Linked DNA regions of Mus musculus: region 1 is linked to region 2. Evidence: chromatin loops called from intact Hi-C (ENCODE). Cell type or tissue: left cerebral cortex. All regions are shown on one strand. Links, peaks and the distances in the headings refer to the core of each region. The heading gives the core; the rest is flanking DNA.

The links. A loop is a pair of places that touch in the nucleus more often than their neighbours do. Peaks named below come from ENCODE experiments on the same cell type or tissue, not always from the same donor. Only the 100,000 strongest peaks of a DNase experiment are listed, where the experiment ranks them.
Region 1: it touches region 2 in a loop (2.4-fold over the local background); 2 of 42 quality-filtered maps call a loop at or near these places.

What each region holds. Positions count from the first base shown.
Region 1 is chr2:119,812,519-119,820,840 of GRCm38, forward strand. It overlaps Tyro3 (TYRO3 protein tyrosine kinase 3), which reads left to right. Exons shown (of 19, transcript NM_019392.2): 16 at 27-136; 17 at 285-444; 18 at 645-781; 19 at 4,126-5,586. The coding sequence ends at 4,516. Among named protein-coding and RNA genes, the nearest start is that of Tyro3, 17 kb to the left of the region's middle. In left cerebral cortex, for the core only: a CTCF peak has its summit at 3,324 (motif pointing right); DNase peaks (open chromatin) are centred at 212, 332, 731, 2,205 and 2 more places; H3K27ac peaks cover 3,953 bases.
Region 2 is chr2:119,741,771-119,750,092 of GRCm38, forward strand. It overlaps Itpka (inositol 1,4,5-trisphosphate 3-kinase A), which reads left to right and starts at 567. Exons shown (of 7, transcript NM_146125.2): 1 at 567-1,091; 2 at 7,420-7,516; 3 at 7,592-7,808; 4 at 7,903-8,107. The coding sequence starts at 609. In left cerebral cortex, for the core only: CTCF peaks have their summits at 3,712 and 7,584; DNase peaks (open chromatin) are centred at 346, 1,105, 1,530, 2,384 and 7 more places; H3K4me3 peaks cover 3,318 bases; H3K27ac peaks cover 5,754 bases.

The DNA.
Region 1 (8,322 bases), core at 5-8,004, 71 kb after region 2:
CTGATTTTGCCCTGTCTGCCTACCAGAACCTGCCCCTCCAGACCCTGGTCCGGTTCATGGTGGACATTGCCTGTGGCATGGAGTACCTGAGCTCCCGGAACTTCATCCACCGAGACCTAGCAGCTCGGAATTGCATGTAGGAATGGATTCTGGTGGCCTGCTGGGTGGGAGACAGCTACCGCCTCCTACCTTGGATAGAACCTCCTATGCACGGGGATAGCCTCGCTTTTAGTAAGGCTCTGGGCCTGGGGAAGACTGAGTCTGTCTTTCAACACCCCTCTCAGGCTGGCCGAGGACATGACAGTGTGTGTGGCTGATTTTGGACTCTCTCGGAAAATCTATAGCGGGGACTATTATCGTCAGGGCTGTGCCTCCAAATTGCCCGTCAAGTGGCTGGCCCTGGAGAGCTTGGCTGACAACTTGTATACTGTACACAGTGATGTGGTGAGCAGGGTGGCCCAGTGGGGCTTGGTAATGTGAATAGGGTGAATTAATGTGCGGGTGGATGTGCAGGACCCAAAAAGGACCACCAAAGTTCTGTTCTTTGAGCTTTGTCTATTGACGAGACCCTTGAATCCTGGGATATGGCTCTGCTTGGCTCAGGAAACCAATAACATTCCCCCTCAACCCTGATTCTATACCAGTGGGCCTTCGGGGTGACCATGTGGGAGATCATGACTCGTGGGCAGACGCCATATGCTGGCATTGAAAATGCCGAGATTTACAACTACCTCATCGGCGGGAACCGCCTGAAGCAGCCTCCGGAGTGCATGGAGGAAGTGTGAGTATCCTGGGTCGTGGGTTAGGGAAGGAGCTTTGGCTCGAGGCTGCTACCATAGCAGCTCAGAACCTCCACCTGACTTCTGTTTGTCCTTCTTTTGGGCCTTGTAGTTGAGTGTGAGGATTGATCTCTACTCCATATTACATCTTTTTCCTGAAGCTCCCTGTTTGCTCTCTCCCCTCCCCTCTTATTCTCCCTCCACTCTCTTTTGTTTTCTGGACGGGAGAATATTGAGGCGATGTCCCTGGGCAGCTCAGGTTGGCCTCCAAACTCTGGGATGACAGCTGTGGACCATTATGCCTGGCTCTTGCCCCATATCTCATGCTCCTGGCTTTTCCTGTCTATTGTTTCCAGTCTCTGGTGAAGGACAGAGTTGAGCAGCAGCCCAGGTTTCCTCGTCACCTTTTGGGAGCCTAGCTAGTCTACAAGCCTGCCTCTAGCACCCCATCTCTACGCACAGGGCTGCACAGGGCCTCAGGAAGAACAAGCAGCCTGTGACTGTCTTTTCTTAGCCAGGACAAGCTGGGGAGGGAGCTGGGCTTCTCCCTTGGCCTCAGCTTTCCCTTGAAGAAGAATCCTGAGATCCTGGGAAGAAGGAAACCAATCCCTTTCTTTGTAACCAGCCCAAAGTACTGTGAAGCAGGGCAGGACACTGACATAGTGTAAACAAACCCCTTTGGCAGGGTGACATAATTGTCACTTACCCTGGCTGGGCCCTTTAGGTATTCTCCCAGGCAATCTTCCTATCACCCTATAAGGAAAAGGCTTATTTTCTCCATTTTGTGGATGAGGAAATGGGATTAAAGAGGTTAAATAACATGGTCAGGGTCACACAGCTATTATGTGAATAAGTTAGTACTCAAACCTAGATCCTTCGGCTTTAGTGTTTATGCTCTGAACCCTGAAATCAACTGTGTTTGGTCTGTTCTAGTATTACTGCCTGACTCCAGTCAAGACAGAGTAGAGTGGTTCAAGGGAATATATACGTGTTCCTTTTGTGGTTTGGGGGTTAGGTCTCCAGAGTGTTGCAGCCATGAGCAAGCAGATGTGGCAGTAGTCTTCTCTGGGCACCAAGAGAAAAACATTTAAATTATTTGTTTACTTATTTATTTATTGTGGTGCTAGGAATTGAGCTTAGGGACTGTATGTGAGAAGCAAGCTCCACCACCGAGCCCCTCACTCACACTGCAGAAGGCAGTGTGCATGCAGCAACCAGCCCTGCCCACCTGTTTTGTAAGCAGAGCTCAGGGTATTGTAGACTTTGAAAGCTCAGATCTCCTTGTGGCTGCACCTGGCTTCAGCCCTCTTCTAGAGCTGCAGAAGCCACGCTCTGAGGAGCCGTAGGGACAGACCCTGGCTGGCTCAGTCTTCTCCCAGACTGGAGCTGCTGTTGTCAATGAAGGGTGGGCGGACACTGGCCTCCCACCAGGCAGCCTGGTGGAAGGACGCCAGTTGGCTTCTAGCACAGCCTTGAGAATTATATCCCAGTCTGGCCATATACCCGTGGTTCTGGACCATTCCCACAGCCTGCCTGGGGTCTGGCATGATTCTTCTGCCGTTGGAACCCCAATTAGGAAGGCTTTTTTGTGAGACAGTCCTTGGTGCTTTTGCCATGGTCAAAAGTCAGGCATTGTTGACTGCACTTTGTTTGAGACCTTCCCCACAAGGGGAGGGAGGGTGTGTGTGTGTGTGTGTGTGTGTGTGTGTGTGTGTGTGTGTGTGTGTTTCAGACTTAGAAACAGTGAGAGCTCTAAGAGAATTTGTAAGGCTAAAGAGTGCAGGTGGGGTATTCTTGGCAGAGAAAGAGGACTGGAAACTTTTCTGAAAATGTAAGCATACATGAGTGGGTGCTGCCTCGTGTGGACTTGGGACAAAAGAGGAAAAGTACATGTCTGCCCCCTCAAAAGATAACCCCGAGTCCAGGGTCTGGGATATGGTAACTCGGCAGTAGAGTACTTGCTTAATATACGCTAGGCTGTAGGCCAAAAAACAAGAAAAACAATCCTGCCTCCAGTCTTTTGTGTAAGACAAAAGTGCTTTTATTTTAGTCCCCTCCTGAGACTGCTCAGAAGAAAGATGGGCACTAGCTAGCCCTTGTGGCTTCAAGTCATAGTTCTGTGGCTTTGGGGAACTTGTTTGAGATGATCTCACTTATCTTAGACTAGTCTCACATGAGCTTAGAGCTGAGAGGTACCCTAGACTTCAGATCCTCCTGCCACCACGCCCAAGTGTCAGAATCCCAGCGGTGTAGCACTTATGAGGTACTGGAGGTCATACCTGGGACTCTGTGCACACTGAGCAAGCATCCTACCAACCGACTGCATTCCAGGCCTGTGTTTTATTTTCTGAAATAGGGCTTTGCTATGTCGCTCATACTCAAACTGTATCTTAAGCCTGCCTCAAACTGGTGCCAGTCCTCCTGCCTCCACCTCCTGAGTGCCAAGGTTACAGGTATGCATCCCATGAAAGCCTGCTCTGTTACTTGCTACTTCACTAAGGATTTTTTATTTAAAGATTTATTTATTTTATTTATATGAGTACACTGTCACTGTCTTCAGACACACCAGAAGAGGGCATCAGATCCCATCACAGATGGTTGTGAGCCACCATGTGGTTCTGGGAATTGAACTCAGAACCCCCAGAAGAGCAGTTGGTACTCTTTAACCCGAGCCATCTCTCCAGCCCTTGGTTTGGTTTTTTGAGACAGGGTTTCTCTGTGTAGCCCTGGCTGTCCTGGAACTCACTCTGTAGACCAGCCTGGCCTTGAACTCAGAAATCCACCTGCCTCTGCCTCCCAAGTGCTGAGATTAAAGGCGTGCGCTACCACTGCCCATCTTGAACTAGTATTTTTTTAAAGATTTATTTTTAAGCTGGGTGATGTTGGCACAGGCCTATAATCTCAGTACTCAGGACGCAAAGGCAAGTAGTGAAAGCCAAAGCACTATTGAAACTGCTGAGCCATCTCTCCACACTTCAATTTCCATATTTTACATAGGAACTGTTAAATGTAGGTCTGGCAAGATGGCAGAGCAGGTAAGAGTGCTTGCTGCCAAGCCAGAAGGCCTAAGTTCGATCCCATAGACCCACGTTGTAGGAGAGAGCCAGTCCCTAAAACTTGACCTTTGACTTCGAACAAGTGTGCTGAGGTACATGCATGAGGTCATGAGCATGTATGCATTCACACACACATATATACATACACGAAATGCATATAATTTAACCCGACACGTAGTTATCCTTCTACAGTACTGTTAAAAGAATGAGTTATTTTCCCATCTCAGCGTCATATGGTCGGGAGGTCCTCTGCTTTGTGGCTACTATGTCCCCGTATTCTTTTACCTCAGGTATGATCTCATGTACCAGTGCTGGAGCGCCGACCCCAAGCAGCGCCCAAGCTTCACGTGTCTGCGAATGGAACTGGAGAACATTCTGGGCCACCTGTCTGTGCTGTCCACCAGCCAGGACCCCTTGTACATCAACATTGAGAGAGCTGAGCAGCCTACTGAGAGTGGCAGCCCTGAGGTCCACTGTGGAGAGCGATCCAGCAGCGAGGCAGGGGACGGCAGTGGCGTGGGGGCAGTAGGTGGCATCCCCAGTGACTCTCGGTACATCTTCAGCCCCGGAGGGCTATCCGAGTCACCAGGGCAGCTGGAGCAGCAGCCAGAAAGCCCCCTCAATGAGAACCAGAGGCTGTTGTTGCTGCAGCAAGGGCTACTGCCTCACAGTAGCTGTTAACCCTCAGGCAGAGGAAAGTTGGGGCCCCTGGCTCTGCTGACCGCTGTGCTGCCTGACTAGGCCCAGTCTGATCACAGCCCAGGCAGCAAGGTATGGAGGCTCCTGTGGTAGCCCTCCCAAGCTGTGCTGGCGCCTGGACGGACCAAATTGCCCAATCCCAGTTCTTCCTGCAGCCGCTCTGGCCAGCCTGGCATCAGTTCAGGCCTTGGCTTAGAGGAGGTGAGCCAGAGCTGGTTGCCTGAATGCAGGCAGCTGGCAGGAGGGGAGGGTGGCTATGTTTCCATGGGTACCATGGGTGTGGATGGCAGTAAGGGAGGGTAGCAACAGCCCTGTGGGCCCCTACCCTCCTGGCTGAGCTGCTCCTACTTTAGTGCATGCTTGGAGCCGCCTGCAGCCTGGAACTCAGCACTGCCCACCACACTTGGGCCGAAATGCCAGGTTTGCCCCTCTTAAGTCACAAAGAGATGTCCATGTATTGTTCCCTTTTAGGTGATGATTAGGAAGGGATTGGCACACTTGGGTCCCTAAGCCCTATGGCAGGAAATGGTGGGATATTCTCAGGTCTGAATCCTCATCATCTTCCTGATTCCCCACCCTGCAAAGGCCTGGAACTGGCTGTGGGGCTCTGAGGCATGCTGAAGGACAAAAGGTTACAGAGATCCGACTTCAAAAGGCAGGGTCTGAGTCTGGCAGGTGGAGAGGTGCTAAGGGGCTGGTCCAGGAGTCAGGCATTTCAGGACCCCTCCAAGCTTCTACAGTCTGTCTGAGCATGCTACCAAGCCCCCAGATACCCCAAAACTAACAGAGGCAGTTTTGTCTGAGCCCAGCCCTCCCACATGATGACCCTTAGGTCTACCCTCCTCTCTAAATGGACATCCTCGTTTGTCCCAAGTCTCCAGAGAGACTACTGATGGCTGATGTGGGTAAGAAAAGTTCCAGGAACCAGGGCTGGGGTGGAACCAGGGCTGGGGTTGAGGCAGGCTCTTGGGCAGGCTCTTGCTGTTAGGAACATTTCTAAGCTATTAAGTTGCTGTTTCAAAACAAATAAAATTGAAACATAAAGAATCAAAGCTTTGTTTTGTTTTTTACTGATATTGGTTGTTTGGAGTTTTTGTTGTTTTGAGACAGGGTCTTAACTAGGTATCCCCAGCTGGTCTGGAACTCACAAAGATGGACCTGCCTTGTTCTGAGTGCTGGGATTAAAGGCACGTGCTACCATTCCCAACCCAAGGCTTTGTCTTTTAAATGTTTACTTTTTTCCCCTTTTGGATCACAAAACAATGAAGCATTCTTGCACAGAGAAAAGTCTAGAAAAGACATGCCGGAGTGTAGACAGTTATCTTTACGTGATATGATTAAGGAAACCTTTTTCTTACTGTATCTTAAAGTTCAACCCAGTGTGCTTCTCATAAGCAGATTAGATAGACCCCAGTAATTCTTACCATGTTCAAGATAATATATAATCTTTGTAGACAACTAGGAAAGTGTAGAATGTCTGTAATCCCACCACCCCACAGTAATAACTCCCACTGGACTCTGGGAAGTGCAAACATTTTGACATTTAAGTTGGAACAGAGGCACTCTACACCCACTACCAAACATTTCCCTGGGTCCTCATCTCTCCACCCCTGCGGGAACCTGGGAATCAGTAGTCAAAGAAAGGTGAGCCTCTTAGAAACAGAGTTGTTTCCCAGTATTTCCACCTGCAACCTCATTTCCACGTGAGCTCCTGGCTTTCCGCAACAGGAGGCAAGCAGATCATGTCTCTGCCGGGACGGAAACTGGGAGAGGCAGAGCCACAGCCCTGCTGGCTGAGGGCAATGGAATGAGGTAGGCCCCTTCCCGGAGCAAGTGTCCTGAAAAACCTGTTGCTGGTTCTACAGGTCAGGTTTCCACATAGCTAATGAGACTTGAATTAAATGCCACGCGAGTAGCTTTTCAAATATTTCTTGCTGTATTTAGCTTTAACTGTTTAAATGATTTATTTGTGTGTGTGTGTGTGTGTGTGTGTGTGTGCATGTGATTAACTGAGAGATAACATTGGCAGTCGTTGGTTAGAAGTCTCTGCTTCTCAAGTAACCCTTTGTGCGGGAACCTGGCATGTGCTAGATAACTGCCTAGGCTCTTCCAATACAATGTTCCCAGAAGTAAGAATTTAACCTCCTTGCTCCAGGGCAGGAGAGAGGCAGAGGATTCTCTGGGAATCCAGATCTGAACTGGGAGGTTAGCTGAGTGATCACCTCTTCCCAGCGTTCCTGGGAGCATCTTTTTAAATAGGTAGCTGGTGATTTTTTTTCTTTCTCTTTTCTTTCCTTTTTAAAGTCTGTTATGTTTAAGACTAGCCTTGTGAGTTCCAGGACATCCAGAGCTACAGAGAGGAACCCTGACTCAAAACAAAACATGTGTTGCTACATTTTTTGGGGTGGTGGTGGTGGTTTTGTTTTTGTTTTTTTTTGGGGGGGGGGTTTGAGACAGGGTTTCTCTGTGTAGCCCTGGCTGTCCTGGAACTCACTTTGTAGAACAGGCTGTCCTCAAACTCAGAAATCTTCCTACCTCTGCCTCCTGAGTGCTGGGATTAAAGGCATGCGCCACCACGCCAGCTGCTACATTTTTTCTTAATTTCTTTGTTTTGTTTTTGTTTCACTGTGTTGTTCTAGTTGATCTGGAACTCAGTATATGCACCAGCTGGCCTCAAACACAGAGACTGACCTGCCTCTGTCTTCCTAATGCTGGGATTAAAATCCTGTGCAACCACACCCAGTACTGCTTTTAAAAATCTTTCTCTTCTCTTCTCTCTCTCTCTTTTTTTCTTCTTCCTGAAACAGGGCTTCTCTGTGTAGCTCTGGCTGTCTTGGAACTAACTCTGTAAAACAGATTAGCCTTCAACTGCCTCTGCCCCCCAAATGTTGGGATTAATGGTGTGCTCTACTCCACCCTATTTTACACCCTGACTCTTTTTTCTTCTCCCTCCCTCCCTCCCTCTCTGTCTCTTCTTTCTTTCTTTTCTCCTCCTCCTCCTCCTCCTCCTTCTTCTTTTTTTTTCCCCCTTTGGTTTTTCGAGACAGGGTTTCTTTGTATAGCCCTGGATGTCCTGGAACTCACTTTGTAGACCAGGCTGGCCTTGAACTCAGAAATCTGCCTGCCTCTGCCTCCCAAGTGCTGGGATTAAAAGCGTGTGCCACCACGCCTTATTTTATTCATATGGGTGCACCTTTTAGCTGTCTTCAGACACACCAAAAGAGGGCATTGGATCCCATTACAGATGGTTGTAAGCCACCAAGCATGTGGTTGCTGGGAATTGAACTCAGGACCTCTGAAAGAGCAGTCAGTGCTCTTAACCACTGAGCCATCTCTCTGGCCCTAGCCTATGTTTCTAATGTGCTTACCACTCATTGTAGGTGCTGCTGCTGGGAAGGACTACACCAAGGACTAAGCTCCATTAATAATCCCGAAATGTGCAGTGAGTTTTAAAAAAGAGTTTACATGATTATTTAACAATGTAATACAAATGGAAAAGCAGGAAACATTTAATCTGTATTAAAGTTTACTTTTTTATTTTTTTTATTATTTTTATTTATTTGCATAATTGCAGAAAACTTGAGTTTCATTCCCAGCACCCATGCAAGTTGTCTCACAAGAGCTTGTAACCATAGCTGCAGGGAGATCTTATGCCTCTGGCCTTCTAGGGTGATTACAATCACATGCACAAACCTACAGTAACATACACAAGTATGTAAAAAAAAGGTACCTAGGCCGGGCATGGTGGCACACACCTTTAATCCCAGCACTTGGGAGGCAGAGGTAGG
Region 2 (8,322 bases), core at 198-8,197:
GAGAGCTTCGAGGGGTGGGGGTGGGGAGCAGTCTCAGCTCGACCCTGGCCACAGACTCTAGTTGGGCACACTCCTTGAGGTGTGGCTTCCTTGGGTGGCTGACGGCCTTGAACTCCGAATTAAGGGGCCCAGGCCAGAGAAAAGCCCCAGAGACTCAAAAGACTTTGACCAGGAAGGTTGGAACACGGAAAGGAGCCCGAGGAAGCGAGTGAAAGAATGGGCACAGCTTCTTCCTGTGCAGATTAAGACCTCTGGTTCCCATTGAAGGAATCCCTCAAAAGCCGCGGGAGGGCACTGGGCTCAGGTGCGGGGCAGGTCCCTTCTGCCACCTTGAGGGCAGGTCTAGAGATAAGGCGGGGGCCGGACCTGGGACTTCCACGTTACACTCGGGACACTGCAAGCCTCCTGCAGCAGCGAGGGCCCCCGGAGGCCCGCGCTTTCTCAGAAAGTGAAAGGAGTGGGCGGGGGGCGCGGCCGGGGCGGGGCGCGGCCGGGCGGGCGTTGCCGAGGCTCCGCCCCGGGGCAGTCCCAAGCCCGGGGCGCTGAGCGTCTACAGTCCCCGCCGCGCCGCGGGCTGGTGGGCTCGGCTGCGGCTCCGGTGCCGGGAGATGACCCTGCCCGGGCGCCCGACGGGCATGGCGCGGCCACGGGGCGCGGGGCCCTGCAGCCCCGGGCTGGAGAGGGCTCCGCGCCGGAGCGTCGGGGAGCTGCGCCTGCTCTTCGAAGCGCGCTGCGCCGCAGTCGCCGCTGCAGCAGCCGCAGGGGAGCCCCGGGCCCGCGGGGCCAAGCGGCGTGGGGGACAAGTGCCCAACGGGCTCCCGCGTGCTGCCCCTGCCCCGGTGATCCCTCAGCTCACTGTGACAAGCGAGGAGGATGTGACCCCGGCCAGCCCAGGGCCGCCAGACCAGGAGGGGAACTGGCTCCCAGCTGCGGGGTCGCACCTGCAGCAGCCACGCCGCCTCTCCACCTCGTCCCTCTCCTCCACCGGCTCCTCGTCGCTGCTCGAGGACTCGGAGGACGATCTGCTGAGCGACAGTGAGAGCAGGAGCCGCGGCAACGTGCAGCTGGAAACCAGCGAGGACGTGGGGCAGGTACGGGCCGCGGGGGCGGGGCCAGCGGGGGCTGCGCGCCGGGGACTCCGCTCTCTGCTCTGCTCTGACCGGCTTGCGTTCCCCGCCGAGAGCCCAAGCGGGGGACAGGGGGCATGGGGGCGGAGAGGGAGCCCAGGACGACCTCTCGCCTTGGTTCTTTTTCGGGGGCTAGGCAGGCGATGGTAACTGAGTGCCTGGGCGTCTAAAGGAGGTTGAGGAGTACGCGACCCACGGAGCGGGAGCCGGCGGGTCGGCTGGCGTACCTGGGTAACTGTCAGGTAGGGCTGGAGAGATCAGAGCGGGGTAGCCTTGCCCCGGGAGCCCTGAGAGAAAAAGGGGCGCGTGAGCTTTTCCCTCTCCTCCCCCTCTCGGTGCCGCGGCCCCACCCCCGCCGTTGCCACGGTTTCCCTCTCTTGAGTGGGAGTGGAGCGGAGCTCCTGGCTCTGCTCCGGAGCCGCTGCCGTCTGCTCCCCGCGCGCGCACGAGGCGTGGATGCGGGAAGGGAGGGGCGCAGGGCTAGAACCGAGCGGAACCAAGATCCACCTGCTGCGTCCCCCCTCCTCGCCCTGGCCTACTGCTCCTAAGTGTCCTGGGAAAGGTAAACTGAGGCTGACAAGAGCTTGCTAGTCTCTGTATGGCAATGTGAATGTTCCCGGGCCAATTTAACCGGCAGCTATCACCAGCCAGTGTGAGGTGAAGTCATTATTCGTGGTATGGCCCTCCTTGACTGGAGGTTGAACTCAGGGCCTCAAACACAGTAGGCAAGCACAACCACCACTGAGCTACATCCTAGCCCTCTTTTCTTGACACTAAATTGCCAAGTTACAGTGAAACACAGTCTATAGCCTATTCGGGCCTTGAACCTGCGATCCTCTTGTGTCAGTAATCTCCCTTGTTTTAACCATGGCCAGATAACTAAACTAACTGCCTGTGGACTGTGCAGCGTTGCTCTAGATGCATTTTACGCAAGCGTTCCTCGAGTGGAAAGAGAGAGAGAAAAAAACCGGGAACGCCCCGCTCTGCCCTGAAGGCCGCGTCCTGGCGACTTCGAGAGTAAGACGCGCGCCCAGGTTGCCTAGACACCTTGAGAAGAGCGCCGAGGTGTGGCCTGGGCCTTCTGGAACCTGGCATCCCTGCACACTAGGATTGGACCGAGGGAGGCAGTGTAACGACTCGAAGTGGCACTGTGACTCAGAGACTTGCAATACAAAAGAGAAAAGAGGGTGGGGGACTCACAGCAAGGATGTCGTCCCCCCACTTCCCGTCATCAGGTGTAGGTGCGGGGGCTCAGTCACGAGTCCTCTGTGCCTTTCGTCCTGACACCGTACGATCCGGTACGGTGGTCGTTCTTGGGGCGACTCTAGACTAGGTACTGAGGCGAATGTCGCCGAGGCCGAGGCTTCCCCAATACTGTGACTTGTGAGCAGTGGGAGGACCTCTGAAGAACCTGTACCGTAGATCTGCCACTCCCCTGCTCTAATCTCTGACACGGAGAGGCGGGCCCCTGTGAAGGGCGCGACCGGTGAGAGCTGGGAGGACCCGGGCTAGGGCGCAGGCACACCCGCTTCCCTGTTCCGCCCGCCAGGACCCCCTAATTGCTCAGGGAGAGGCTGTGTGGAGGAGGACTTGCAGTCTAAATCTGGGTCCAGTGTAGGTAGCTCCGGCAGGGGTCAGGACATCCAAGAGAAGCCCAAGCTAGCTGTTCCCTGCAAATCATCTTCCTTTCCCACCCTGGGTCTCCTCCGGGAGGCTGCAGGAGCGGTCCAGATGGCCTCTCAGGGACCTTTCAAACTCCCAGGTTGTCTCCCAGGCTTCCCAACCCCCCCGCCCGCCGGGGCCTCCCCGAAGGCAAACAGCTCCGGAGCTGCAGATAAGCCTGGAGCTGTTGACAGAGGCTGCCTGCGTCTGCGTGGAAGGGCCGGGAGCGGACTTTGCCTCACAGCAGGCCCCACAGCACACACGCTCAGCCGGCCTTTGAGGGCTTCCCCGGTCAGGAAGCAGAGCGGGTCCCACTGACCGTAAGGATGCACCTGGGGAAAGACGGTTCCTGCATTGTAGGGCTGCCGCCTAGCCAGCCAGCATCTCACACCCGACTCGAGGCCCTAGAAGGCTCTGCCTGTCTTAGCCAGGCTCCACGACCTTTCCTTTACTTCCTAGGCGCTTGTACAGCCTGCTCAGAGCAGGACATGAAGAGCTGGCTGGGCTCCCTCCAGCGGCCTTTTCTCTGATAGAAGGAAAATTCAAGAACAAGAAAAACTGAGCAACCAAGGGAGAAGCAGGAGGCCTACTCCAGGGGCAAGTGGTGTGACTCTAAGGCCTTGGCTGTCTCCTCAGACATTTGTGGGAGTGACCCTAGCAGAAGAGAGGGTGTTTTGATGCTTATTCATCTGGTTTTATTCTCTCAATAACTCAGGCTAGGTAAGGAGACCTGGATGCTGTCCCCTCCTGGACTCAGAACCCCCACACATCATTTTTCACTAATTATAGAGCAGAATTTAGGTTAACAGACTTCCTTTTTAAAAAGCAAATGCCCATGGGAAGGTGAAGTCGTGGGTCACTTATACCTTAGTGCAAATCATTTAGTAAATTTAAATTGGTTGCTCTCCCCACCATCACCACAGGGAGTGCTAGTTTGACAGGACAATTGGAACATGGGGAGGGTGTTGGGCTGGCAGAAATGTCAACCAGGATTGGTGACTCTATAGAGCAGTGATTCTCAACCTTCCTAATGCTGCAGCCCTTTAATGAAGTTCCTCATGTGTGGTGGCCACCAACCATAATATTTTTATTGCTACTTCATAACTGTAAGTTTGCTACTATTATGAATCATAATGTAAATATCAGTGTTTTCTGATGGTCAGATGACCCCTGTGAAAGAACTGTTTGTCCCTCACATGGGGTCGCGACCCACAGATTGAGAACCTCTGTTATAGAGGCCGAGAACACGATGGAAACTAAAGACAGCAAAGGATGTAGTCTGGTAGGGAATGGGCTGTCCGGGCTGATGTAAGGAGCAGATGTTCACAAGGCTTCCGAACAGAGCTTAGACAAGGAAGAGGTCTAAGGCTAGGACACAGCAAGTCCCTACTTATGGAGACACTCATCTGGAAGGAAAAGAAATTATCAGAGGGGCCTCGTTTGTCATCAGAGCATCGTGGACACTGGTTTCTTGACCTTTGCACCAACTGTCAAGGCAGCCTGTGGTTGGTGGAAGCAGTCTCTCCTTGAGGCAGGGGTGGATCATATCTTCCCTGATGTTGTTTATGAGCCAAAATCTTCACCCACCCCCCCACCAATCCAAAGTGACTATCTAGCAGTCTTTTGGGATTTATTTGGTTGTGAGTATGTTTTGTTCCTTGCAGAAAGAGCCACTCTTCGGAGCGAAGCTGGCAGTGAGTTGGCTTCCATGGGGCTTACATCAACTGGATCCATGTTTGGCCATATCTGTTATTGGCAAGGAACGCTACACGTTGTTATAAGAAATTTCAGGAGCTGTCAGGAATGCTCTGCTGAGATAGTGGGCAGGAAAGCGACTCACAAAACCAAGCCGGGCAGTGGTGGTGCATGCCTTTAATTCCAGCACTTGAGAGGCAGAGGCAGGCAAATTTCTGAGTTCCAGGCCAACCTGGTCTACAGGACAGTCAGGGCTATACAAAGAAACCCTGCCTCAGGGAAAAAAAAAAAAAAGACTCACAAAACCAAGGAGAGTGCGGAATGGCTCTATTTCATGTCAGCTCAGGGACAAGTTGATACTGTTATCATATATTAACTGGTCAAACCATCATATATTTAAAGACCTATCTCAATGTTTCACAGCCTGGCCTCAAATTTCTGGGTTCACATAATCTTCCTTTTTCAGCCTCCCACGTAGCTAGGACACAGCCATGTGCTACCAAGTCCAATGAATCGGCTCCTGTGAGGCCTCAGTTGAGCCTTCAGTCCTTTCACTGAAATCACAAAACCCCAGCTTGGTGTGGTAGCATAAGCCTTTAATCCCAGCACTCGGGAGGCAGAGGCTAGTAGATCTCTGAATCTCTGAGTTCAAGGGCAGCCTGGTCTACAGATTTAATTCCAGGACAGCCAGGCGCGCGCACACACACACACACACACACACACACACACACACAACTCTATCTTAGAAAGAAATTACAAAACCCCCAAAGGAATGGTGGTGAAGTTTCCTTACACAGCCCAAGCTGGTCCTCCCGCTGGGATGACTGCAGAACTAAATGTACCCTGGTTAAGTTCATTCTTGCCCCACCCTCCCTCAAAATTTTGTTAGGCTTTTCAAACCACTCAAGCCTTTCACCATTAAAGGAAATAAGAGAAGGCCCCTAAGCCCACCTCAGAGATTAAAACCTTCATAATACCCTCTAGCTATAAATGTTCCACCTTGTGAAAGCTGTCATGTGGTATCCCATTTGACCCCTAGGACCAAAATATAAAAACTGCTAGATGATTGGATCACGGTGAGGAGGTTGGGCTGATCAAGAGCATAAGTGGGAGTCTAGAAACAGGGCATGAGGATGCTAGCTTCTGCAAGCCTTGATCATAGTCATGCTGTGTGTGGGCATCGAGATCATCAGGAATCTCAAGTGAGAGAAGAGGTCTAGGATGCTCCTGCTAAACACACATGCTACATACATCACCTCCCTGGAATTTTACTTGAGGATTTGGAAGGAAGGGAGTTTTATAATAAAGCCTGGATTTATTATGCAGCAAAATGCAAACCTTGTATGTATTTAAAGATTTATAAAAGGAGTTTTGAAAGATGTCATGTTTCTAGTGGGCTGCTTCTGGCTACACCCCCAGATCCCTGGGGATTGGACATGTGATCACGCCCTAGTGTGCCATGTTGGGAAAGTGAGAGCAATGATGACCGTGGGAAGATGAGAAGGGATGCAGAAGGCAGTAGCCAGTGGGGCGCCTCGTGCTAGGGCAGCTGCTACGCCTCCCTGAGGAAATGGTACTTGCTTGGATCACTGAGCTAGGAGGTAAAGGAAGCCAGGACTTAAAGCAACCGCTCACTCCCTACCCAGTGCCTTGTCATCAACTCCACCTCTTCCATAGGCAAGGCTTTCCGCTCAATTGAATTCTGCTACTTAAGTGACCTCATTTCTTCCCTTTGGTGAGGAGGCTAGTTCCTGGGTTCTAGGAAGACAAGCATCAATGGGACAAGGCTGCAAACAAGATATATACATGAGCCAGCCCCCGAATGTCAAAGCAAACACAGGGCTGCTGAGTTTGGGGTAGAAGGTGGAAATGCCAGGATTGAGTGGAAGGCAGAGTAATGGCAATGAGGCAAGAGATGACACCCCAAAGACCCCCACTTACCTGCAGTTTCCTCTAAGACCATAGGCCTTCTACGTTATATTTCCTCATCAGACCATAGGGTTCTTGATCCAGATCGCAGCCAAGGATGCCTTGGGCTTTTGGCTTTGTTGTCTAGTGTGTGAGATCCAAGCAGCTAGAGGATCCCAGGGAGCCTCAGGCCATTCTTTTTACAAGCCCTGGCAGACTGGCCTCCCCTCTCTGGTCTGAAGACTTGATTGTTGTTGTTGTGCCCTGCTAAGGGAGAGAACCAGATCCCAAGTGAGTATGTTTGGCCCAGTTCTCTCCAGGAGTTGGATGGGGAGATTCAAATTCAATTCATTCATTACAATAGTGCTAAAAAAAAAAAATTGCTGGTGTGGTGGCACCTTTAATCCCAGCACTCAGGAGGCAGAGGCAGGCGGATTTCTGAGTTCGAAGCCAGCCTGGTCTACAAAGTGAGTTCTAGGACAGCCAGGGATATACAGAGAAACCCTGTCTCAAAAACAAAAAAAAACAAAAAAACAAAAAAAAAAAAACAAAAACAAAAAAAAACCCCAAAAAACAACAACAACAAAAAACAATAGTGCTGAAAGTGTAATTGTTTCCCCATTTCACAGATCTGCAGATTTTTAGTTCCTTCCCTGGCTTACTCAAGATGTCCCCGTGATAGATCTCATAATCAGCATCAAGTAATTTTTGATAGTCACTGAGTTCAAAACCCTTGCCAGAGCCCACTTAATGGTAGAGCTAGATTTAACCCTGAGCCTCCTGGTGCTAAATCTCTGGATCCTTTCAGCCTGTTTGAGTAGCTAGAACGACCTTTTCTCCGCCTGTCTCAGCACCTGCAACACTGGCTTGCAATACATTTTCTTTGGGTAGGCCACTGAGTGAGTGGGTAGCAACTGCTTGGATGAAAGACCTTAACTGCTTCTAGTGGGATGAAACCAAGCTGAAATCCTGCTCTAGAGGGACATTACTGAGACCTGACTTGCAGACCTGGACCTGTTGCTTTCAGAAAAGCCACTGGCAGAAGATCCGTACCATGGTCAATCTGCCTGTCATGAGTCCTTTCAGAAAGCGCTACTCCTGGGTGCAGTTAGCAGGGCACACAGGTGAGCATCATTGCAGGTGGGTGAGGTTGCTGCCACAGGAAGGCGTGGGCAGTTCTAACTGGTGCCCTTGTGCAGGGAGTTTCAAAGCTGCCGGCACCAGTGGCCTGATCCTGAAACGCAGCTCGGAGCCTGAACACTACTGCCTGGTGCGGCTGATGGCTGACGTGCTGCGTGGGTGTGTGCCGGCCTTCCATGGCATAGTCGAGCGGGATGGTGAAAGCTACTTGCAGTTACAGGACCTGCTCGATGGCTTCGATGGGCCTTGTGTGCTTGACTGCAAGATGGGTGTCAGGTTTGTGTCCCCTCTCTTTGTCAGGCAGAATCAGTCCGGAACCAAGGACTGGGATAAAAGCTCACATGCCCTGGCCCCTACTTGCACTTCACAGAACTTACCTGGAAGAGGAGCTGACCAAAGCCCGAGAACGACCCAAGCTGCGGAAGGACATGTATAAGAAGATGCTGGCAGTGGACCCTGAGGCACCTACTGAGGAGGAGCATGCGCAGCGCGCCGTCACCAAACCACGCTACATGCAATGGCGCGAAGGCATCAGCTCCAGCACTACACTCGGCTTTCGCATTGAGGGCATCAAGGTGGGTCAGGCTCCCCTCACTTTGCATGGCCTTTCTTCTATCCCACCTTCAGTGCTCCTGACCTCCTGCCTCAACCATCACCAAAAGACACCCTCCGGTAGCCATCTCTTGATCCCCAGAGGTTAAGGCCCCGGGGAGGTACCACTGCCCTTTGCACGATCCTCTCTCCCCCCAGATGGGTCCTGGGCTCTGACAGTCCTTGCCCACCTCCTTCA